Regions from separate parts of the Mus musculus genome. Here all the other regions are linked to region 1. The links are chromatin loops, found by intact Hi-C in ENCODE. Cell type or tissue: gastrocnemius. All regions are shown on one strand.

Region 1 (8,000 bases):
ATTTGTATAAAATCCCCAGTTGCTCCAAGCCAGGCTGCTGTGTTGTTGCCAATGGCAGCCTTGGGTGGTTTCGACTGGGTCGATAGCTATCTTTGGTGATGGATTTAATGATAGGTGGGAGGCAGGCTGGACCACCTAGATTTGTATGGGCACATTCTAGTGATGGTGAGACCCAACACGGCATTTCTCAGGTGTCCCCATCATAGTGCATAGCTGCCTGCTCCCCAGCCCAGCAGTGCCACTGCCATGCAAAGAAATCAGGTAGCTTCCCCACAAGGATATCTGCCACAGCAGTGTGAGTCACCATGCCAAACCCTTGATGCCCCAGCAACCCGGCCTTTGTGGGGCAAAGCCATGGTTGGCCTGGGCAGTGAAGACGGTTCGGTTCTGCTGCTTCCTGTTGCTATAGATGCGTGGTTATTGACATGGAAGAGTGGCAGCGGAATATAATTTCACGTGGAAATGCAGCTTATGTGTAAAGAAATTCAATTATACAGATGCCCATATTTCCTCTGTCTAGAAATTTCTCACAATTTTCTATCATCTCGTACAGTCGACTTTTTTTTTTTTAAATTGATGGCAAAGAATCCATGTCATAATAGAGTAATATGGAAGTAAACACAATAAATCAACAATAGAGATGTCGTATCAGGGTGTCGGAATTATAAGTTAATTAAACAATCATTTTGACTCGGGTTGTTCCTTTTCCTAATTTTCTGTAATTTACATATATTAATTCTAATTAAATAATGGTGTCTTTCATGTTTGCAGGGCAACTCCTGACTAATTCTCTCGATGCGCAAAAATATAAATGTTTAATGCTGATTTGAATTGAGTTGTCTAAGGTCCTGGAGTGATGTGAGCAAGCCGTTTTATGCATGGCATCAGGCAGGCTCCGGATGGGAAGCCAGACTCATGCCACGTAGTTCTGTAGAAAAACAGAACAGTTAGAGAACGGTTGGAAAGCCAGGGGAGTAAAAGGAAACTCTGGATGTACCTTGGCCAGCCATCAGGCAGGACGAAGGGAAGGGGGCCCGAGAAGCCCTGGGGTTGGCTTGCCTGGCACCGGATGTCAAGTTCAGTTCTCCTGAGAGACAGACAAGAAAACCCTTGGGCCCTCCCTTTCTCCCACTCTGATTTCCTGCTGGAATTTTCAATTGTTTAAACCTAGGGATCCTGGGAAATGTAGTTTTTAAGGATGTGCTCCCCATATGGGATTCAAGAAATGATGGCCCAGAGGAGATGGTTTGGGGGCTGTGGCACCGGTTTAGTAATTGGGTCCTCCCTGAGTCTGGGTTAGCAAGGCTTAAGTGGCCTTTTGGACTAGAGGGCTGGTTCTTGCTTTGACTTAAGTAGGTTGCCGTAGACCGTAACTGTAGATGGTCCTCATCCTTTGATGCTAAGCTGGTGTTTCCAGTATTTCCCAAGGCTTTGCGGTACAACCGGGGTCTTTCCCTGTTACTTCCTCTGGAAACCTTCACCAAAAGCCGTTGTGGTAGTCAGTTTTCCATCACTGTGACAAATGCCCTACGTGGCCAACTTACAAAGAGAAAAGGTTTATTCTTTCCCACACAATGAGGCTGTGATGGACTGGACCATGGCTTTGAAACATTCCAGACCTGTGATTCTAGGCTATTTATAACCCTCTTAGGTGTTCCTCCCTTTCCGGGAGACCACTGAAAGTTGTGCATCTTTATAGGTACCACCTCCTCCGTTAGACGTAATGCCTTTGACCATTGACACTGGGACTTTTTTACCCAGGGGACACAAATCCCAAAGGGCTCCACAATGAAGAATGCATTCCCAATACAAAGCTAGAAGCATTGCAGGAAGTCCGGGAACAATCGACAAACCGGATGTATGTGAGCACTGTGCAAAGCCTGCGTATGCCTAGCTACTCCATGACTTAGCCTGGGTGCAGGGGACACGCCTTAGGGACAGTTCACTTTGGTTATCTGTCCCTGCTCTACTTGGGTGTGCCATTGGCTTTTGGAGCCACTGGTTTTCCTGTTGCTCTTGGATATGGGTGGTGACATTGTCTCTGCCCTGAGTATCTCTCCTGTGTTGAAAACATCCCACTGGTGGTGTGAGGTGTGCCTACAAGGACTGTGACAGATGCCTTGTGGAGTCTCATTTGGTTGGAGAGAAAGGGCTTTGCCCTCAACAGGTGGCCCGGGTCTGTTACTTAAATCGGACTGCTACTGAGTGAGCCACGTTCCCTTCCAGAGCCTCAGTTTCCCCATCTGTTCAATGGAGCTCCTGCTAAGCCTACCAGCGACATTCACCTCTTCCCTACCCATTATCCCAAGGACATTCCTACTCAGACACGTGATGTTACCTGTCTGTGCCACATTGCAATCCCATCTTATAAGGGATCAGTGGAGACTTTAGTGGAGAGGATGCGCGCCACGGTGAACAAGACACTGTCGAGTGGCAAAGCCTGGGCATGGCACTGGGCTCAAGTGACATCAGAGCAACTTCTCTGTGTGAGAGGGTTGTCACTATGTAGCCCAGGCTTGACCTGAACTCATGATCTTCCTGCCTCACCCCCCACACCTCCAGTGCTGGGATTACAGGCACACACCACCATAGCCTGCATGTGTTCTTAATGACACTAGTCTCTCTCCCCCGATAGGATAGGGTCCTGTATCACATAGTAGGGACTAGCTGTTGATCTAAAAATAGCTTATCCTCTGAATTTCTGTCTATAAGGTAGAAAATCGGCACAATCTGTTGAAGGTCATGGTCAGAGGACCAATCTTCTAAGTCTGTGTTTTATGGAAGGATGTTCTAAACTCATCTTTGTCAGACCTGAGACTCTGATCTTCTGGAATCAGATTAAGATGGGAATGAATTCTGCTAAATGTGCTGGGAGTTGATACAGACATCAGGGAACAGCTGGGAGGTTCCCCGGAGCTGTGAGGGGGAGGGGAGGCTGTTTGAAAAGACAGAGATTTCTTGCAGAACCCAGGATCACCTGCTCAGAGATGACCCACCCCACCTACAGTGGGCAGGGACTTTGCAAATCAATCATTAATCAAGAAAATGCGCCCCTGCGGGACCCCCCCCCCCCCCGGCACTCATGCCTACAGGCTAATCTTATAGAGGCCTTTTCTTAATTAAGCTCTCCTTTTCCTAGGTAGGGTCGAGGTTTGTGTCAAGTTGACAAGAGACAAACAAACAAATAAAAACTAACAATCAGAGCCACATAAAGGGTACCTGGGACACACCGGTGAGGGGCATGAAGGACCTTGGCCACAGCACACGCTACAAAGTGAAATATGAATTTTTCTGTTGAGTTCAATTCATCACAAACCTCTTTGCCCAGGGCCGGTGGCCCTCCCCTTCCCCCACCTTCTTATGAACCCAGGGGACATGCCGTCACGCCTGGACATTGAAGGAGAGGAGAGAAGTGACAGAAGAGGGGACTGTCTTCTTGATGTGTGGTGGTGGGGAGCTATAAGGGAGTTCCTGTTTAGAACACGGAGTTTTGGGGGTGGTAAAGGGCCATAGCCCTGGGGAGGAAAGAAGCCCCTGCTGTCTGCGTTCTGAGCTCTCCTTGCTGTTTCAGACTGTGAGGAGAGACAGCTGACCGTGGGGGTACTTATTAATTATGAAGGGGACATGGTACTGCTAATGTGGTAAGGTTTGCAGATGCCAAGGGGTCAAGCTGGCCATGCGGGGACAGGCATGTTCCATGTGCCCCTCATGTGCGGACCTACTGTGTATCTGTGGAGCATCCTTCCTTCTTCTCTGTCCCAGCTTCAATGGTTTAGTTTTACCGCCCCCACCCCCGCAAGGAATCCTCCTCACCTCACGGGCATCCTTACTCCTACCTTGCCAAAAGGGAACCACAGGACCCAGAGACAGGGTGACTTCCTCAAGGTCAGGAAGACACCGGTATGGAGCGCAGCCTCCTGCTCCTGTGACCCTCATCTGACACAGGAGTCAGCGAGCTGTGACCTTCTGTACTGGGACGTGGCTAAACCCTCGTGGAAAACTGTGGCCTGTGGTAGCTTCCGGCTCCGACAGCTGCCCCTAGTGATCGTCTTACTTCCTAAAGATTTCTTCAAGCTGTCTTCCTTCCACGCCTGGCGGCAGTCTCCATCTCCATCACTGCCAGCCGTAGACAACACACAAACACACACACACACCCTTGCTCCTCCTGTTCCTTGTCCCTGCAAGCTATCAGGGCTCCAAAGCAGTGCCTGCCTGGTCTTCATCGGACACCGTGAGAAACTCCATGCTTGGTACAGGGAGCTTAACCAGGCTTACCAAGCAGAGATTCCTGCCACTATGTCACGAGTACTTGGGGCTTTTACCCACGGAATCATGTCACCGCGAGTTAAAAACAAAGAATTCTAGAGAGCGTATGAGAATATTTCCAAACTAGACAGCTGGGTAACTAACTACAAAGGGCTTCCAGGTCAGCAAGGGCAGCGAGGTGAAGATGTACCGGTAGGTGGCACTAGAAGCCATGGCTTTCGATCAAATTCCATTTTCTTTTGATCTGCCTCTCTCAGCTCTCTGCTTGATTGAAATGGAAATCGGCTGCCGGCTCCTGCAAGTCCCCCACCAGCCAGAGACTAAGACCCGTGCCAACAGCCCGTTCGCCAGTTTAAAAAGATAACAAACCATGCTTGTCTGAAAGACCAGCTATGGGCTGGAGAGATGGCTCAGGAGTTAAGACTTGCTATGAGGGATCAATGGTACAGCCGTCAGATGCTGGTAACCAACCCAAGTCTCAGTGAAGGGCTCAGGGATGTCCTTCATAACCCTGGATGAGCTTAAGGAAATAGGTTCTAGGATAGAGCTTAAATTCCACGCGTCGGGGAATGCACTAAGATTTTGAGGGAGCAAAGTAAAGACTGGTTGGAGCACCCTGGTCCAGTCTCATCAGAGAAATTTTTCTGTAATTGATTAGCAATGTCTGGCACAGCCCCTGGAGGAATCAGCACACTCAAGGGTACATGAGAGCCATAGGCAGCCTGATCAAGGAAGCAAGGGCTTCTACTCCATTGCCAGCCTTAAAGACTGGCTGGAGCACCCCGAGATCCGGTCTCATTAGAGAGATTTTTCTGTAACCAATTAGCAATGCCTGCCACGGCTCCTGAGGGGGAACCGGCACACACTCAAGGATACAGGATAGCCAGCCTGATCACCCTCAAACTGTGAGCCCAAAGAACGCCTTCCGTCCTTGGATTGCTTCAGCCAAGAACTAGCCCAGCCTACCAGTCATAGCCAGCTTCTCAGCCTTGACTTTCCTATGGAGAGCATCTAATCGTACATACGGGAGCTGACCCTACGCTGCTGGTGAGTAGAAGAAAACTAAGGGACAAAAGAGCTGGCCAGAGCTGGTTAGAGTGTGACCACAGAGCTCCTGGGGTGGGATGTCTCAGGTGCCTTCCTCAGGATGGCACTTTATGCAGACCTCATTAGGAGACATGGAGATCACCGAGGATAGCCCAGGTCTGCTACTGCTGCTGCAGGGTTAGGCTGCAATCAATCCAGCCTGTGCTTCCTGAATGCTGAGATTCCAGCCGCACTCTTGAGAATACTGTGTGGGCTCAGGATTCTCACAGTGGGCTGTGGTGGAGGACATCACATCGAGTGTCTCGGGAAGCAGAGGCCTGAGCTGATCAATCGAAGTGGCTGTAGGTGACTCTCCCTCAGTGGGGGCGGTGTCATGCAGACACCACACACCGCTCACAGAGCTTATGTCAAACTGAAAGCCAGCAGCTGATCTCTGGCCTTTCCACTCTCCCCTCCCCTTCCCATTCCTGAAGTAGGCCTAGAAAGCTAGAACTCTTGATTGCCAAGCCATAAAACCTAGAAAAGGTGCCTCCACGTGCTCCAGCAAGTTCCTCCCTTGTGTGATAAGTGTTCTGCCTCATACCTGTGTGTGTGTCTTTTGTAAGAGAGAGAGAGAGAGAGAGAGAGAGAGAGAGAGAGAGAGAGAGAGAATCTGAGTAGTCCTAGCTGAAACCTTAACACTATTTCTTAACATCTGTCATTCTTTCTCTCCTGCCCCCGACACCCACCCCCACGATCTGTTTCTTTCATCAGAAACACACATTTTCCCCGGGGCCTTCGGGCCATCATTAAGAAGACTCAGTGTCAGGGAAAAAGCAGGTTTCCGCAGACTCTGTGCCTGCCTCCTGTTGGTCCTTCCTTGCCACAGTCCATGCATAGCTGTGGAGACCAGTGACCAAAACGTGCCACTTTTCTTCCCTCCGTGGGCAATTCAGATGGAGGATGCTGCCAGCAGGAGCTGGGTATAAGAGTATGACTGGAGACTGGGGCGCAAGTGGTGGTGTGTCACTCAGGTTCTTCTGACGACCTAACACACAGAAGAACACACCTGAAGCTGGCAATGCTGTGCGGAGGCCGTGGGAGGTCACGCTAGCAAAATCAATTTAGGAGTGGGGAGCCCAGCCAAGTACTGAATAGACAGTGGTGAAGTCCATTTCATTAAATTAAAAAAAAAAATCAACATAGGTTTTTCTAAATGGCTTAAAAACAGATGAGGGGGGGGAGCGTGAAAGGGGGGGCGGGGAACATGTCACTCCTATCTTGCCAGAAAGTTGTTCACATTCTTCTCTGGAGATGACTAAAGTTGCCAAGTTTTGTAGCTACTTCTAGAGAGAGTTTACATAAATGCACACAAGCACACATACACACATGCATGCATGCAGGCAGGCAGGCATACATGCATACATACACAGAGTAACATTTGTCATGTAAGAATGAGGAACTGAACCCACAAAAAAGTGCTGGCTGCGGCACACGCCTGTAACACCAGCACTTGAGAGGTGAAGATGGGGGCTGGAGAGATGGCTCAGTGGTTAAGAGCACTGTCTGCTCTTCCAGAGGTCCTGAGTTCAATTCCCAGCAACCACATGGTGGTTCACAACCATCTGTAATGGGATCTGTTGCCTTCTTCTGGGGTGTCTGAAGACAGTTACAGTGTACTCATATAAATAGATTTTAAAAAGTAGTAGTAGTAGTAGTAGTAAAGATATGGGCTCCCAGCCTACCTAAAGCAGTGAGCTCCAGATTCAGGGAGAGGCTCTGCCTCACAAAAATAAGGTGGAGAATGATTGAGGGAGATACCCAAGGTTAATCTCTAGCCTCCACATACATGCATAGACACAGAGGAAAACACACACACACATACATACTCTCACGCACGCCCAAGTTTCTCCTATATCTATTTATGCTATGCAGTTTCTCGGATGGCTCCAGAAACCCCTATTCCCGCCTCTGTGTAACCTCTCCCTTGGGAGGTGGGCCGAGCCCAGTAACCTCCTTGGGATGAATAGAAACTGACAGAAACAGTGCCTTCTGAGATTGGGTGGCAGAGGGAGCGTGGCTTCCCCCTTGGCCATTGGCTCTTGCTCCTGGCGAGTCCAGCTTCCTAGGCCGTGAGGTTCTCCTTTAAAGGAGACCTGCGTGACAAGGAACTGAAATCTTCCACGAAGCCTGTGAGCAGCTGCCATCTGCCCACAGCCGTGCGGACTGAGCTCACGAGCTGCCACCTTTCCACACAGAGAGCCAGAGAGACCAGCTGCCCTGGGGCCATCTTGGTTGGGGCGGAGACCTGCCGCTGAGCCACACCCAGATTCCCAGTCTACAGCAGCTGGAGGTGATAAATGGCTTGCTGTCTTAAGTGGCCCACTTCTGGGGCAATGTACAACACAGCAATACATCACTGAAACGAAGCCATGGGGGACGAGCCCTCCCTGGGAGACAGGTAGTGCTCAGGGTTATATAAACTCATTTAATTTCTCTTCAGGCTCTGATCACGGCTTTACAAGAACTTCCCAGACCGTAGCGGTCCAAACGCTTTCCAAGGTGTGCACCAGCCTGGACACGGCTTCCTGGTGGTGTGGCTGGCTCCATGCCCAACTTACCACAAGGGGCCAAGCGACGGCAGCCTAACTGTAATTAGTAACACGTGATACTGGTACAGGTTTGTGTGATTCACCGTGGCTCTTCCG
Region 2 (8,000 bases), 310 kb after region 1:
TGAGATTCATAACGGGCCTACAGTTAACCCAAGTTCACGGACCTAAAAAAACGACAGAGAGAAATAGAGTCCAGGCATTTCAGGCTTTTAGGTCTGGGCTTAGACAGAGCCTGAGTGCTTCAACGCAGCGGGTTCCCGCATCTTCTTATCCCTCCACTTTAGCAACTGTTAGAGATGCTCCGCCCACTCCACATTCGCATAGAGATGCTCCGCCCACCCCACAATCCCCATTCTCCGGTACCACATATATTAGCCAGCTGTTCCCATAGTGATCAAGTCTGCAAGGCCTAACAGATACCCACAGTGCACACACACACAGATACATCAACCAGACTGACCCATAAAGAAATTCCATGTGATAAGGTGGCCCTTGGCAGTGCGATCTTGATTTTCAGAGATCTATTTTCCTTAGCAGTCTGGGGATAATCTTTCATCCGAACTGTAATACGATGAGGAGGCATACAGACATCCATAAAAAATTCAACAGAAATCCAGCCTTCATTATCAAGGCAGGGAAAGCCCTATCTTTCCTGTGTCTCTCAGCCTCTGGTTCAACCCCACCTACAAGCCCCCTCCCACTATCTGTTTTGCATCGTGGACAGGAAAATCTATTTTCTGATAATGGGCCTTAACTCCTGTGACATTTCCACCTTCGTATGGCTTACCATTTTGCATTCTGGGTAGTAATTTATCCTTCCATTCCTCTCCCTCCTCCTCCTCCTCCTCCTCCTCCTCCTCCTCCTCCTCCTCCTCCTCCTCCTTTGCTCTCCCACTCCCTCCTCCCCCATCCTTGACCCACTCCATCCTCCACTATCCAGCTTCCACCTTCTGAACGAAACAAGACAAGCCACTTGCTCAAGAACCAATGCAAAAAAAACAGTATGTGTAAGGAAAGGGGTCGTTTCTGGTTTTGACCAGCAGGGGGCGGTGATCTCCACCTGCCTCTGATACCTAGTCCACAGCTACTGTCAGCCCAGTCCCAAGCAATTTCTGATCTTTTCAAAATGAGACTCCAACCAGGCAGCATCCATGGGCTGGTCTGCAGCCCCAGGCACATAGATATATCAAGGAACTGCCTAGTCTGGCCTCAGTGGGAGAAGATGTGCCTAATCCTTGAGAAACTTGAGGCCCCAGGGAAGGAGGATACTACAGGGGTGGGGGCGGGGGGCGGGGGAGAAGAAGAGCACCCTCTCAGAGGCAAGGGGAAGGGGAAATTGGATGAGGAACTGTGGGGGTTGGGGCGAAGGCTGGAATGTAAATAAATAAAATAATTAATTTTTAAAAAGTGGCAAAAATCCCTTGTCCCCTCTCCTTTTCACAGAAGATTGCAGGAGTAGGAACGAGGAAGACTAGTAAGGAATTCACCTAGAATTCCTTGCGGGACATGTGGCTCACCCCACAGTTGGCACTGTGAGGTGCACATGGATACCGTGGACCATTTGGTAGGACCCCTTCTGCCTTCTGTCCTATGTCTCCTTTCTTCTCTCCTCCCCCCCACCACCCCTCCACCAATCTCTTCTGCACCCAGCTGTCCCTTCTCCATTAACCTCAGTTTTCCCCTGGGCACCTCTCAAAATGAACCCATGGGTGTCACATGTCACTCTCCTTTTCTAGTCCCCAAATATCTGCCAAGATAGCCAGTGAGGGGATTGTCTTGTTCCTGTATCCAACTGCTGACACCACTTCTGCTGGGATCCAGGACAAGGTTAATGTCCAGAGAAACACAGAAAGTATTGTCAGCATACAGGGCTGACAGGCTGAGCATGGATGGAGGTCTGGGTTTAGCTGGGAGCCACCATATGCTCAGAACAATGGCCCCTGGTGCTATGAGAGGAGACCCTGGCTGGATCTGGAAGCAGCTGCCAGAGGAACCGGTGCACATTACAAACTCACTGAGTGACAGTTTTGGAGCCCACAGGTATCGTGGAAATTGAAATAGGAGCAAATAGTCACAGCAGGAGGAGCCTAAGGCGGTGATCTGCAGAGGCTGCTGGAGTGAGTACTGGAGACATGGCGGGGGCTCTCGCTGACCAAATGCAGAGGCCACATCTGGCTTCCCACAAAGAATAAAAGGAAACCTCTCACACAGGCGCCAAAAATAGCTTTGAGTCTGGACACCTTTCTTATCTCTCCGAGCAGCTGAATCTCTGAAAGGGGAGAGGAAAATTACAATACAATCAGCTTTCTCTTTCCCCTGGACTGGAATAGCCAATCAAAGATCTACTAAATTCTTCTGACAAGCCGTATGGGCCACTGATGTACGAGAAGCAGGGAGCAGGCTCTGTAAGCACGAGGAAGCAGTTAAAACCGTCCTAAATGCTTGGAGAAGATGAGAAAGGCTCAATAGGACAGCTACCTTGAGAAGAAAAGTTTAGAAGCATTTGTGATTGGGGACAAAGGGGGCTGGAGAGATGGCTCCATGGATAAGGCAGTTACACACAGCCGTGGGGACCAGCGTTTGGTCCCCAGATGCCACGTGAAAGCAGGGCAGCCATGGTGCCTGGAGTTCTGTTGCTCAGGAGATGGGGAAGGAAGTCCCCAGGGCAAGGGGGTTATCGCCATAAATTGGTTGAGCTCTGGGTTCAGCAAGAAGCCCTACCTTAATAAATACAGTCTAGGAAAACAAAGGATATCAATCTCTGATCCCCACATACATGCATGTACACATGCACACATGTGTACACACACACTCATCAGTTAAGAAAGTACTGTATCTATAAAACTAGATAAACTAGATGATATCATCAGACTAGGGAGCAATGAAACCTGAGGACTGTCCCAGAAATGGAAACAATGTTGTGCAAACTAAAATTAAACTTGCAGAGTTGGGAAGGATGCTCCATGGGAGAGCACCTGCCCAGCCCCACATTCACAATGCCCTGTGTTTGAGCCCCAGCGTCACAGGAGCTCTTGCCCCTACAAAGCGAGTGAAAGAAACCCTAACAGTACAGTAGAGGCTCTGAAGAGCAGGTTGTATGAATGCTTATGAAAAATCTCCATGCACTCAGGATACAGACATGAAACAGGGAAAGAAGAGCCACGGGGACATGCATGTGACAGGAAATATACACAGAAGAGCCATGGGGACATGTGTGTAACAAGGAAGAAATACATAAGAACTGATGATGAAAACTTTGCTGTTCTAGACAAATCTACCAGCCAATCAAACAGATGCAGCAAGTTTCAGGCAAAAGTGAGAACAGGCTGTTGTGTTGTGTTGGTGAATTCTTTTAGGCTCAGTGACAAGAGACTTTATCAACCAAGTGGTGGGGGGAGCTACTGCCAAGAAACCAACAAGCCATAAACCTTCCCTCTATAGCATAAACAAAAATGTAGCTTTGAGGAGAAAATGTGATCTGAGATTTATATTTTAAAAAATCCACTAGTAATTAATAGAAACATAGTCTGCATTTTTAAAATACAGGGGCTGGAGAGAGGTTCCACAGTTCAAAGTTTTGCTGCTCTTGCAGAGGACCAGAGTCTAATTCCCAGCTCCCACATCAGCTGGTGCTGATTATTAGAACTCCGGTTTGGGGGAGGGGTCTGGTGCCCTCTTCTGGCCTCCGTGGGTACTGCCTTCACATGCACACACACAAAGAAAAGCACATACATGCATAAATTAAAATGATATAACAGTGCAAACGCTAACTTCTTACATGAGTACATCCTGAAAAATATTCAACAATGTACAGCCTCCAAGTATGAGATTAATCAAAATAACTATAGCTCACATAACCATAAATAGGAGATCAAAATAACTATATAGCTCACATAACCATAAATAGGAGATGGGGTAAATATTTTAACAATCTGAAAACTGATGTTCACAAAAAACAAGACATTAAATTGGCTCTGGTTGTCATCGGGAAGGGGGTTAAACACCATCACTAGCACACCAGCCTGTGTTCTCCGTTGTAGGTCAAACACAAAATTACAAATCTGTTATGCACTTCTTTTAACAGATTTGGCTCGGAAATGATAGGAAATGGTAGAAAATAGGGTACAGCTAAAGATAGATAAGACAAAAATGAAAAATATCAATGGATATAAAATTCAAAGCAAGTGGGAAGACTGTTCAAAGCGAGCATTTTGCAGAAGCAGGAAATTCAACCCGTAATGAAGATAAAATACTGTATTTAGGCAGTGACTGTCACAGCTGCGAGAGGCATTTTATAAATGGGAAGATGCCAGGAAAAAATAGCCAAAGCATAATTTTATTAGAATAAATGTTAACATCTTCTAACAAACCAAGTGAGTAAAAAAAAAAAAATTAGCAACTTTGAATAAAATGTACTGGGTTTTCAGTTTTTTGAAAGATAAACATGATTTCTGAACATTGATGGCTCATTTATTAGAGAGAAACAAACAACAAACTCCAAAAACTTTGAAATTTCTAACCGAGGTTGCAGATTCTGCTTCACAAACACATATTTATTTATTTATTTATTTATTTATTTATTTATTTATTTATTTATTTTTATTGCAGAGACCAAACAGCCAATAGAAAACTACTTAAAGGGAGGAAACATTGTTATTTGGCTCACAGTTAGAGGGACTACAGTTCACCACGGAGGTTAAGGCTTAGAGGCAGGAGTTTGAGGAGACAGTTCACATGGCCTCTGCAGTCAGGAAGCACAAGAAATGAGCCCAGACTATGAAACCCCAGGCCTGCCCGCACCTAACAACTTCCTCCAGCCCTGTTCTACCGGCTGAGAGTTCTACGACCCGTTCAGAACAGCTCCACCTGCTGGAGAGCAATTCAAACACATCCATGTACCTTGGGGGCCACTTCCCACTCAAATCACAAAGGACAGCCCGCTTAGATCCTCCCTCAGCCTGTAGATCACACCCAGCAGGCAGGCAGGCAGCACTTAACCACCAGTGGAGTAGTCGGGGACTATGTCTAACACAGAGGCTCCTTCCTGCAGCTACCAACATCTGGTGATTGACGGGCACAAGACCATCTCCTTGCCCGGACAAAGAGACCATTCTGAAGCATTCGCCAGCTATCTGTGGGCTGTGCTGAGGCTCCACCAAAGCTCTACTCCCCCCTCTATCCAGTCCTGCTTCTCTTCCTTTGCACGTTTAAACGCCACCTGACCTCAGAGTTTCTGCATGCAGATTCCCATCTTAGATCTCACTTGCTGCCTAGGTTTCCTAGCCACTCTGTACCACCATGCAAGAGTAGAAAGGCTTGTTTGGGTTCAAAGACCTTCCGCCTCCCAGGAGTGCCAATCTGCGAACCCAAACCAAACACGCGGGCCTTTGAGAGACACTCCTGATAGAGATTGCAGCACTGGCCTCCCCAACCCAGCTAACAAGGCTGTGTGGCATTTGAGGGGGTACACAAGACTGCACATGCGCACTCATTACGGGGATCGAACCAAAGCTGTGGCCAACTTGGACATGTCAACGCAAATGAGGATCTCATATATCAGACTTATTATAGGACCAGATAACTCTGCATTCAGAAGCCAAGTGACACCTATAAACACCTTTAGTTACATGAGAAGAAAACCATCGGTCAAAGACAATGACAGAGATTCTTTAAAATGAATTTTAAAAGTGCACAAAATGCCGGGCGTGGTGGCGCATGCCTTTAATCCCAGCACTCGGGAGGCAGAGGCAGGCGGATTTCTGAGTTTGAGGCCAGCCTGATCTTTGGAGAGTGCCAGGACAGCCAGGGCTATACAGAGAAACCCTGTCTCGAAAAACAAACCAAACCAAACCAAAACAAAACAAAACAAAACCCAAAAAACAACAACAACAAAAAGTGCACAAAACAACAGGGTTTCTAGGAATTTCTTTAAAGTATTTCAGAAAGTGAAAAAGGAAGAAAGTGTGAAAATGTTAATAATTATATACACATATTATATATATTATGTGTATATATAATATGTAGACATATTAGACATATGTGTACATAGATGGAAATTACACTGTACCTCCTAATTTAAATGTTTTTACATCAGACTGAACAGAGAGAAGTAAGGACAATAAATGAAAACATTAATCCATTAGAAAAACACATGAATGTTTTGTGTGAATATATGAAGAAATTATATCTTTTAAAAGTCAGCCATAAAACAGACAATTCATCATATCTAACCCAGGCTGGAGAATGAACAAATGAATGCATACAATAAGGAGTATTTTACAGAACCATAGTTAGATGTAAATATTATACAGCCATCATCAGAACTTTTATCTAATGAATTTTAAATTCCCAGAAAATCCCAAACTTCAGTATTCAGGAGGTGAAGACAGGAAGGAGAATCATAAGCTCAGGGGCAGCCTCCACCACACAGTGAGTTCAAAGCCACCCTGGTCCACATGAGCCCCTGTCTCAAAACTATTAAAAGCAGCTCTGTACTCAGCCATGGAGTTTCTGATAATAGGTTGCTCCTGTTGGAGCTCACTCTGACATGCCGCCGTTCCCTCAAGGTCAAGCCAGACGGGACCTGCTCTGAACCTTCTGTCGACAGAGAAGCCAGACTGCACAGTGGCATCTGTAAATGTGAGATTTTTAACTTCTTTTCACTCAGGGGTTGACCCTTAACTCACGCTGGCTTTAATGAAGACAGCTGACATCTGTGAGCTGACCCGTGTAGAAACACACACGCCACGGAACTTCAGGAAGCCTCAGGTGAACAACTACCAACCAGCTTAAACCACAGCCCCTCAGGCTGCAGGAACTGAATCCTGCCAACCGCCATCTACAAGAACTGAAAAGCAGGTTCTCCCCAACTCGAGTCTCCCAATGAGACCTGCATCTACACGTTGGCTTTGAGGGATACCCCAGAGCAGAGGACTCAGACACCTAAGTTGTACAAACTGTAAGAAAGACAGTGCTGTCTAAGCTACTGACTCTTCTTCACACATTGTTCTGTCTGTCTGTCTCTCTCTTTGTCTCTCTGCCTCTCTTGTGTGTTGTGTGTATGTGTGTGTTGTGTGTAGAGTGTGTTGTATGTTGTGTGTTATGTGTGCTGTGTGTGTTGTATGTTGTGTGTTTTGTGTGTTGTGTGTGGCATGTGTTGTATGTTGTATATGCATTGTGTTGTGTGTAGTGTGTGTTGTGTGTTGCATGTTGTGGTGTGTGTTGTATGTTGTGCATGTGTTGTGTGTGTTGCATGTTGTGGTATGTGTGTTGTATGTTGTGTGTGTTGTGCATATGTGTTATGTGTGTTGTGTGTTATGTGTGTTGTGTGTGTGATGTGTGTGGACACAGGCATATGATGCATGTGTGGAGGTCATGGGATAACTGCAGGTGTCTGTTCTCCCCTTCCACCATGTGGATTCTGGGGTAAAACTCAGGTCATCAGGCTGGTGGAATGTCCCATTAACTGCTGAGCCATCTCCCTGGCCCTCCATTCTCAGTTACACGCATCGATGCATAGCCACAGTACAAGGTCTTACAGATAGATGTGCGCAAAGGCCTGGACACTAAGACACTCCCCGAAAACATTTTTCTAATTTTGAACATCTAGGATCAGTTTAAATGTCAATGGGTAAAAGCTAAAGAATTCAATTATAACACAGGTGAACCAGAGAATCATCCTCGTAGGTTAAAAAGGTCACCGTGGTTTTATGTTTCACTTTAATGCATTCGCACAATGAATTGGAAGACTGTGCTCCTGAAATCCATCTGTAACCAGGAAAGAAAATTCCATGAAACCCCTGTGTATGGGGGAAATCACAAAAGCTTTAAAGTACAATTTAAAATTTTTCAAGAGAGGGGTAAAGATACAGTTTGTTTGTTTGTTTGTTTGTTTATTTATTTTAATGCATCAAGCCAATTGGTATGAAATCATTCACTTTTAATCTCAGCTTGCAGGAAGCAGAGGCAGGCAGATCTCTGATAGTTTGAGGACAGCCTGGTCTACATACGGAGTTCAGAACCAGGCAGAGAAACATAATAAGATCTTGTCTCATATATATTGATGTTTATATTCAAAGTATGGGATTGCACTGTTATTTATCTTGTACTTTTCCACGTTAGA
Region 3 (8,000 bases), 160 kb after region 1:
GAATGAACAGCTTAAATAAATAAATCTGTGGCCTCCTTCACTGTCAGAGTCATGGAGAGCAAAACTGCATGGAGAGTCCATCTTACCACAGTCAGGATGTCAGCCATTAAGAAAATAAGAAGGGGGGGGGGGGGCTAGAGAGATGGCTCAGCAGTTAAGGGCACTGACTGCTCTTTCAAAGGTCCTGAGTTCAATTCCCAGAAACCACATGGTGGCTCACAACCATCTGTAATGAGATCCGATGCCCTTTTCTGGTGTGTCTGAAGACAGCTACAGTATACTCATATAAATAAAATAAATCTTAAAAAAAAAGAAAGAAAGAAAGAAAGAAGGAAGGAAGGAAGGAAGGAAGGAAGGAAGGAAGGAAGGAAAGGAAGGAAAGGAAGGAAGGAAGGAAGGAAGGAAGGAAGGAAGGAAGGAAAGAAGAAAGGAAGAAAGAAAGAAAAGAAGAAGGGGACAGAGAGATGGCTCAGTGGTTAAGAGCACTGATTGCTCTTCCAGAGGTCCTGAGATCAACACCCAGCAACCACATGGTGGCTCACAACCATCTGTAATGAAATCCAAATGTCTTCTGGTGTGTCTGAAGAGAGCGACTATTCTCACATACATTAAAAATTATCATCATCATCAAATTCTGGTGAGGTTAAAATGTGGACGAAAGGGAAGAATCATCAGTCTGGCCCTTATGGATAATGTAGGAGAGTTTCTCAGAAAAAAAGAGTCCATCTACCATAGGACCCACATATCACTCCTAGGGGTTCACCCAAGACTCCAAGTCAACACAGAACAGAGACATTTACCCAGCAATGCTTACTGCAGCATGACGTCAACAACTAAGTTATGGAAACAGCCTAGGTCTCCAGGAATGGAGGAATGGATAGAGATGTGAGATATATACATATATATTATAATATACATATATATACATATATATTATAATATACATCTAAGCACTCAGGAGGCAGACACGGGGACAGGTAGATCAAGGCCAACCTATATACATAGAGAATCTTACGTTAGCTAAGACCATCTCTATAGCAAGACCTTGTCTCAACAACAGCAAAGACAAGCTTAGGCTGGACTCTATAAAATATTCTAATCTAGTCTAATCCAGCAGTTTTCATGCTTACTGATCTCCAGACATCTTTCAGTCTTAAACACTCCTAACTACCGCCAAGAGTGCATCTGTGCTGGTGTATGGACCAACCACACCAGAAATTTGAAAGGTGCATTTTATTTAAAACAGGAGACCCACAAAATGCTAACATTGACATATTTTTTATGAAAAATTTTATTTCCACAAATCAAAATATAAATGAAGGAGAGCAATGTATATACCTTTCCAAGTCATTTGAACACCAATAAAAGGAAGATGCCAGGATTCTCCCAATTGCTCCAACCTGCATTCTCCTGTGGGTCTCACGGGTCACACAATCTCTGGAGAGTTCCTCTGTGTGATAGAGGACAGGAGAGCGAAAACAGCGCCTTAGTCGAGTTGTCGAAATTTGATCGTGTAGCAGGCACCCTTTGGGGTCTCTGCTGCTCTCTTTGAGAGCCATGGAAGGATCTAGAAGAATGTCTACTATGTAGCATTTATAGCCATTAAGCGTAGAGCTGGAGACATGAAGGTACTTTCCTAAAACTAGAGGAGAATTTCTCAGATGATAGCGGCACTAGAGTGGTGACCCAGACTACCGGATGCAGAGTTCTTCCTGTGTCTCAGCGCTTCGTGTAATCTTTGACCCAATTCTTATAATGGGACTCGGTTTTACTCATTTTTTTTTCCTCAGAAGGAGAAACAAGCAAGCAAAAAAAGCTCAGAGATGTAGTGCCAGTTGCCCAAGATCACACAGCCATAACTAGGATTCAAACTCGGAGCTGTGTGCTTGCGTTCCGGCTTAGTCTATCACGTGTACATCTGTGGCATAAAATGCCGTTTATGTTGAGCAGCCCGAAGAGGAAGGCTCATCTTAAAATGTGGGCCGTCATCTTCAGGAGCTTGAACAGGTGGGGTGCTCCACAGCGCTGAAGGGTCCAGGCTCTCCAGAAGTCTACCAGAGATGAATCTGGCTGCAGTTCCTCAAGTCTCCACGGGGGACACTGTAGTCATCATGAGAGAATTTGCCAGTCCATCAAAAAACCATTCCATCATAGTTCCCTAGGGACTCAAAATGCCACTGATCAATCCATCAAGTTCGCTAAATTTGCCTATTTTTTCAGAACCCGATTTTAAGGACAATTCTTATCAAACGTTAACGACTAAGACATATACTCTTTTTTTTTTTTTTAAATAAAGTCAGTGACAAGGATCCATCAGAACGCACTACTAATGTGCTCAGCGATAATACTCAGTAACTTTATATGTTTTGAATACTTTTATGATGAAATTATTCAAGGTGTTTTAATTACATCCAATATCCTGTTTAAGATATTCTCCAGGAGCAAGCAGTCGTACAAAGGCTAAAACAGCCTCCCGCAATATTTAGCTTCCGACAAATGGGGCTTACAGTGCTGCCAAGGAGTGTGTGTTCACTGAGTACATTTAAGATGAATTTATTAAGGCCATTTTCATATTCATTGAATATTAGAGCATCCATCTCCAAGTCCAGCAAGTTCAGCAAACCCGTGTGTTGCTGATCTGGCTTTTAGCCAGGTATCCATCTGTGGTGAGATACTCTGATTTCTGTGGAAGTCCAGGGAGTGTTAGATCCCACTTCAAAAGTCTTCACTTGGAGTTAACGCTTCAGAGGATAGGAAAATATGGTTATGATTAGGCTGGCCACCATGTGTGACCCTAGTTCCGGGGCATCTGACACCCTCTTTTAACCTTCCTGGGTACCTGAACATACACAGAACACATACACACACTCAGACACACACACACACCATTAAAAACAAAAACAGGATCCCTTTAATGAGGATAATGATAAAAAGACGGCTGAAGTGGCTTCCCCAAGGTCAATTCTTCAACCTAAGGAGGGGTGAGATTTGAACTTAGAATAGGAATTTTCCTCAGCTGGGAATTCTCACTCGGGCAGGGAAAGGCGTCATCTAAGGCAGATGGGGATTTGAACTCCAAGTCCGTAGTCCTGGTTACTGATTTGTTCGTTCTTCCCTCTCCCGACTCCCTGCAAAGATGGTCTTCCTAGATCATCGTTAACCAGCTTAGTTGGTGAGGTGCTTGCCTGGCAAGCTTTCGAACCTGAGTCCCATTCCCAGAAACCGATGTTTTAAAAAAGCTGGCTCAGGCTCGCAACCCCAACTGCTAAGGAGGTGGAAACAGGTGGATCCCAGTGGTTTGATAGTCAGGCAGCTCAGCCTGCTTGGTGACTTTCAGGTCACCAAGAGACCTCAAAACAAACAAATGGGGAGGGGGAGGGGTGCGGCGGGGGTAGGGAGCACTTGAAGAATTTCAATTGCAGCTGACCTAGGGCCTCCATAGGCATGTGCACATGTGTGCCCCACCCCCTCACCCCACCCAAATAAATTCTCACACATATACAGATGCAAGTTTAAAAAAATGAAAGATGAGCTGTGGTCCTGGTGAGCACTGATTGACAGGGACTTTGCATGAAGGCTTCTGGGAACTGAAGGGCAGGATTTGATGTGAGGGATTCTGGGAGCTGGAGGGCGGGGTTTCGATGTGAAGGATTCTGGGAGCTGGAGGGCAGCTTCGTGGCTATCCCCATAATTCGGGAAAGGAAGGGAAATTGTTGGGAATCAGGAGGGCAACCTCTTCTCCTTTCTCTGCTCCATGTTCAAACAAAGGTCACAGATATCTGGGTGACCTCCCTGTCTGTACATTTACCAAGTGGTCATGTGGAGCTCGCATAATGCCTTCTAAGGTGCTAAAAAAAAAAAAAAAACAAAATGGAAGGACCATAGTTAAGCCAGGGTAGATACAGCAGAAATTTCATGAGCCCCAAAGTATTCACTTTCTTCTTCTCTTGAAGAACAGGTTCTCTGTTTTTCCTCTTGAAAACATGCACCACATCTGCATCGCTGATAAATTAGAAAACATACTTTAAAACGTCCAATGAATCTACCCTTCCTTACACGGAAGCATCTTTGATGATACCCGTGTCTGTCTAGGGCTTTCGTTTCTATGGGGGTTTTAAATGGCATCATAGCGTTCATACACCATTTGTAAGCAGATGTGACTCATTCCTTGTGATTGTAAAGACTATTCCCCAACATGATGTGTGTGTGAATATGTGTTTCTGTGTACCTGTGTCTGTGTGTGTGTGCGTTTCTGTGGGTGCATGCTAGGTAAGGGTGCCAGTATGCATGCACGTGTGGTGCGCACGCATATAGAGACCCCAAGTCAACCTTGTGTGTTGTTCCCCGGGAACCACCCATTTTGTTGAATGAGACAAAGTCTCCCATTGGCCCAAGTCTGTCAGTGAGAACGGGCGATCCACCTGCCCACTTATTCAGCACTTGATACACAGACACCACCCCACCCAGCTGGTACGAAGACGCAACGCACGAAGCGTTTACTAAGAGTGCTCCTGGGCTATTTTCCATGCTCCTTCCACAATTTGGGTGTTTTGTTGTGTTGTGCTTTTTCTCTGTGTAGTCCTGACTGTCTTGAAACTCCCTCCATGGACCAGGCTGGCCTTGAACTCACAGAGATCCACCTGCCTCTGCCTCCTAAGTGATGGGATTAAAAGCATGTACCACCACACTTGGCATTTCCACAATTTTTGTGACTGTAAATGTCTTGTGTGTGTGTGTGTGTGTGTGTGTGTGTTTTTTTAAAGGTTTTATTATATATATAATAAAATCCATATATATATATATGTTGTAGCTGTCTTCAGATACACCAGAAGAGGGTGCTAGATCCCATTACAGATGGTTGTGAGCCACCACATAGTTGCTAGGATTTGAACTCAGAACCTCTGGAAGAGCAGTCAGTGCTCTTAACCGCTGAGCCATCCATAGGTTAATTCCTATTCCTAATGAGGGGAGAGAGAGAGAGAGAGAGAGAGAGAGAGAGAGAGAGAGAGAGAGAACTTTGTGGCTACATGCCTGTAGACCAGGAATATCCAAGATGACTAGGAAGGGATTGGAATACATTGGATGATACTCCTGGGAAGCATTTAGGGAAACCTTGGAGGTGAGATTCATGGAGCTCAGACCTTCACCCTAGACCCCTCTTCAACTGGTTGTTTGGGGGAGAGAAATGCTCATCTCATGTCATTCTGTCCCTCCACACGACACCCCATCCCACAGGCTCTGGAAGGGTTCTGCCATCCCCTCCCTCACCCCCACAGACCCTGCATAATGTAGATTTAATTCCATCTAGATGATCTTTAATCTTTGGCACTGCACAGCAGACCTTGGCGGGCAGTGTGACAAGGCTCCTCTAAATAAAAGGACCTCGGTTCCAAGTTCTCTGTGCCCTTTACCTCCCCAAGGGCTGGGATTTTCTATTCCCTTCTCTTCAGCCTCCCCCCACACTCTGCCTCCAGTCACTCTCCTTCCATTGGCCCTTTTCTGGAACTAGATGCAGAGATGAGAGTCTGGGAGGGAGTGACTGACTGTTCCTGCTTCTAGTGTTGGTGCGAAGTGGGGAGCATCCTCAGGAGATGACCTCTGACCTGAGGCTGGGCTACCTCTCTTCATGTCCATTATTTAACACTAGGGTGAAGCACGGATCACCCCAAACTCAGCATTTTTCCTATGGAAGGGAGACTTTCCCACACTAACTTATGCGTAGCCAGTTAGTGTGTGCACCCTGCAAAGCCTGGTGCACTCAGTACGCACTCAGGACATGCCGCTTGATAGGATTACGGTGATTTCAAAAGCCACAGAGATTACCAGGCTCTTGCATCAAAGCAAGCTCTGGAAGTTGAAGACAGATTCAGTTCTGGCAGTGAGCCCTGTCTTCTGGTTCTCTCTACTCCCTCCGAGCCAGCCCTGGGCACAGTGCATGCTGGGGGATTGTTTCCTTACTCTCTCACAGCCTGCAGACTTCCAAGCTTGTCACCGGGCAGATAATTGAGTTCATCTCCTCCAGCGGAAACTGGCACAACTCGCGTGGGGCTTCCGTGATGTGTTTGCCAGTGACGGAATCGCCTGCTCTTGGGATGGAAGGCCCTGGCACTGTCCATCTCAGGGCTATCCTTACAGGGCACATAGGATTCCCAAAGCCTGCCCCTACCTGTGCCTGGTTCCCCTGTCTCCTGCTGCTCACGTGCAGAGGGCAGGTGTATGCGCTGGTGCAACATTTGCCTTTCCAGCCTCTGTAAGCACCCTCTTTGATCTGCTGTGTGTAGGAAGGTTACTGGGCAAACCCATGTGTGGGTAGGACTAGAGAGGCCACGGTTTTAGGAGGGTGTGTCTTTGTACCGTGGGAGCCAGCCTTAAATACCACCTCTGTCCATGATGAACTGTGCAACCTGGTGTCTTCTACTCCCCATGAGCTATGAGGGGACAATCCTCTTTCCTGCCTTCCTGGGGAGGAAACATCTGGAAAGCACTCGACACACAGTAAGGCAAGCTTGACACACAGAGGAAGCTCTTAATAAAAAAGAAGCTTTTTTTCTTCATCTTTATTATGACTCCCCTGGGCTTAGAGCTGATCTCTGGGGAAGAAGTTTCCTTTTAAGCTTCTGGATTGTCACAGGTGGGAGCAGTTTCACAGAAAACGCCTGGCAGCTGGGCTGAGGCTCTGACTTCCTGCATTTGTATGCTTCGGGGATGTTTGGATAAGCCACTGCCTGCTCTGGAACCTCAGTTTCTCCATCTGTAAAGTGGGGATAACAGAATGAGAATGAATACAAGAAAGAGGCCTTGACATTCCACCTAATAGCCCCTTAGTTACAGAGATAGAGAAACGGGAGTGGTGAGGTCAGAAGGTCCAGAGGTTAAGAGAGTGTAGATGGTGGATAGCAGATGGCAGTAGAACTCTTTAAGGTTTTGTAGTGGTCATGGTAAGAACTCCAGCTTTTTCTCTGAATGAACTGAGATGTGCAATATTTGAATAGAGTTATGTCATCATCTGAGTAATGTTTTACCAGGAGGGAGCACTCTATGAAGTGTGTGTCAGAAGATAAATGTGTGAATGAAGCATGGGACGTTCATGCAGTGTGGAGTATCATGCAGTCATAAAGGGGATGAGGGGCAGACAAGATGCAGTATAAACAACCACTGAAAATGTACTGAATGAGAAAAGCCAGGCAGGGTCTCATGTCACACAAACACACATGTACACACATAGACATTCTCTCTCTCTTTCTCTCTCTCTCTCTCTCTCTCTCTCTCTCTCACACAAACACACACATATACAGATACACACAGACACAAACACATGCACACAGACACATACACACATATACAAACATAAAGAAACATGAACAGATACAGACATACACACAAGGGCACACACACATGTTCACACAGGCATACACACACATACACACAGATGTACATGCACATATATACATACACAGACACATATACACACATACACTGACACGTGCATATACACGAGACACACACACATACATACATATAAGCACACACATACACAAATATACATATATACACCCATACACTCACATTCACACACACATACATACAGGCACACATACACAAACATATACATATACAAACACACACATACATATATGCACACACATACACACATGCACATACATATATGCACACACATACACACACATACACATATACATACACTCACAAACATACATACATACACTGACACATACATACTCACACACATGCATACACAGACATATACATATACACATATACACATAGATATATACACACATACACTCACACACATACATACACACATACATTTACATACATACATGACATGCATATAGTTCTACTTAGTTGAACTCCTTTGATTAGGTTGGGTACACTCAGGGAGACAGTGTATCAGTTATCAGAGACAGAGACAGGTTGGATGAGGACAGTCACGGAGCTCTTGCATAAAATACAATTAGAGGAAACAATGTTAGTGA

Evidence for each region. A loop is a pair of places that touch in the nucleus more often than their neighbours do. Peaks named below come from ENCODE experiments on the same cell type or tissue, not always from the same donor. Only the 100,000 strongest peaks of a DNase experiment are listed, where the experiment ranks them.
Region 2: a loop joins it to region 1, with 5 times the contacts of the local background. A loop is called at or near these places in 7 of 42 quality-filtered maps.
Region 3: a loop joins it to region 1, with 2.6 times the contacts of the local background. A loop is called at or near these places in 12 of 42 quality-filtered maps.

What each region holds. Positions count from the first base shown.
Region 1 is chr5:116,227,504-116,235,503 of GRCm38, forward strand. The region is part of intron 1 of Ccdc60 (coiled-coil domain containing 60); the gene reads right to left. It overlaps Gm36502 (a long non-coding RNA gene), which reads left to right and starts at 4,567. Exons shown (of 4, transcript XR_001784946.1): 1 at 4,567-5,313; 2 at 7,796-7,972. In gastrocnemius, a CTCF peak has its summit at 4,456 (motif pointing right); DNase peaks (open chromatin) are centred at 4,510, 7,613 and 7,843.
Region 2 is chr5:116,537,775-116,545,774 of GRCm38, forward strand. All of the region lies in intron 1 of Srrm4 (serine/arginine repetitive matrix 4), which reads right to left. Among named protein-coding and RNA genes, the nearest start is that of Srrm4, 50 kb to the right of the region's middle. In gastrocnemius, CTCF peaks have their summits at 922 (motif pointing right), 3,571 (motif pointing left) and 4,760 (motif pointing left); DNase peaks (open chromatin) are centred at 926 and 3,538.
Region 3 is chr5:116,384,128-116,392,127 of GRCm38, forward strand. No RefSeq gene overlaps it. Among named protein-coding and RNA genes, the nearest start is that of Gm36841, 19 kb to the right of the region's middle. In gastrocnemius, a CTCF peak has its summit at 4,827 (motif pointing right); DNase peaks (open chromatin) are centred at 2,079, 2,699, 5,429 and 5,924.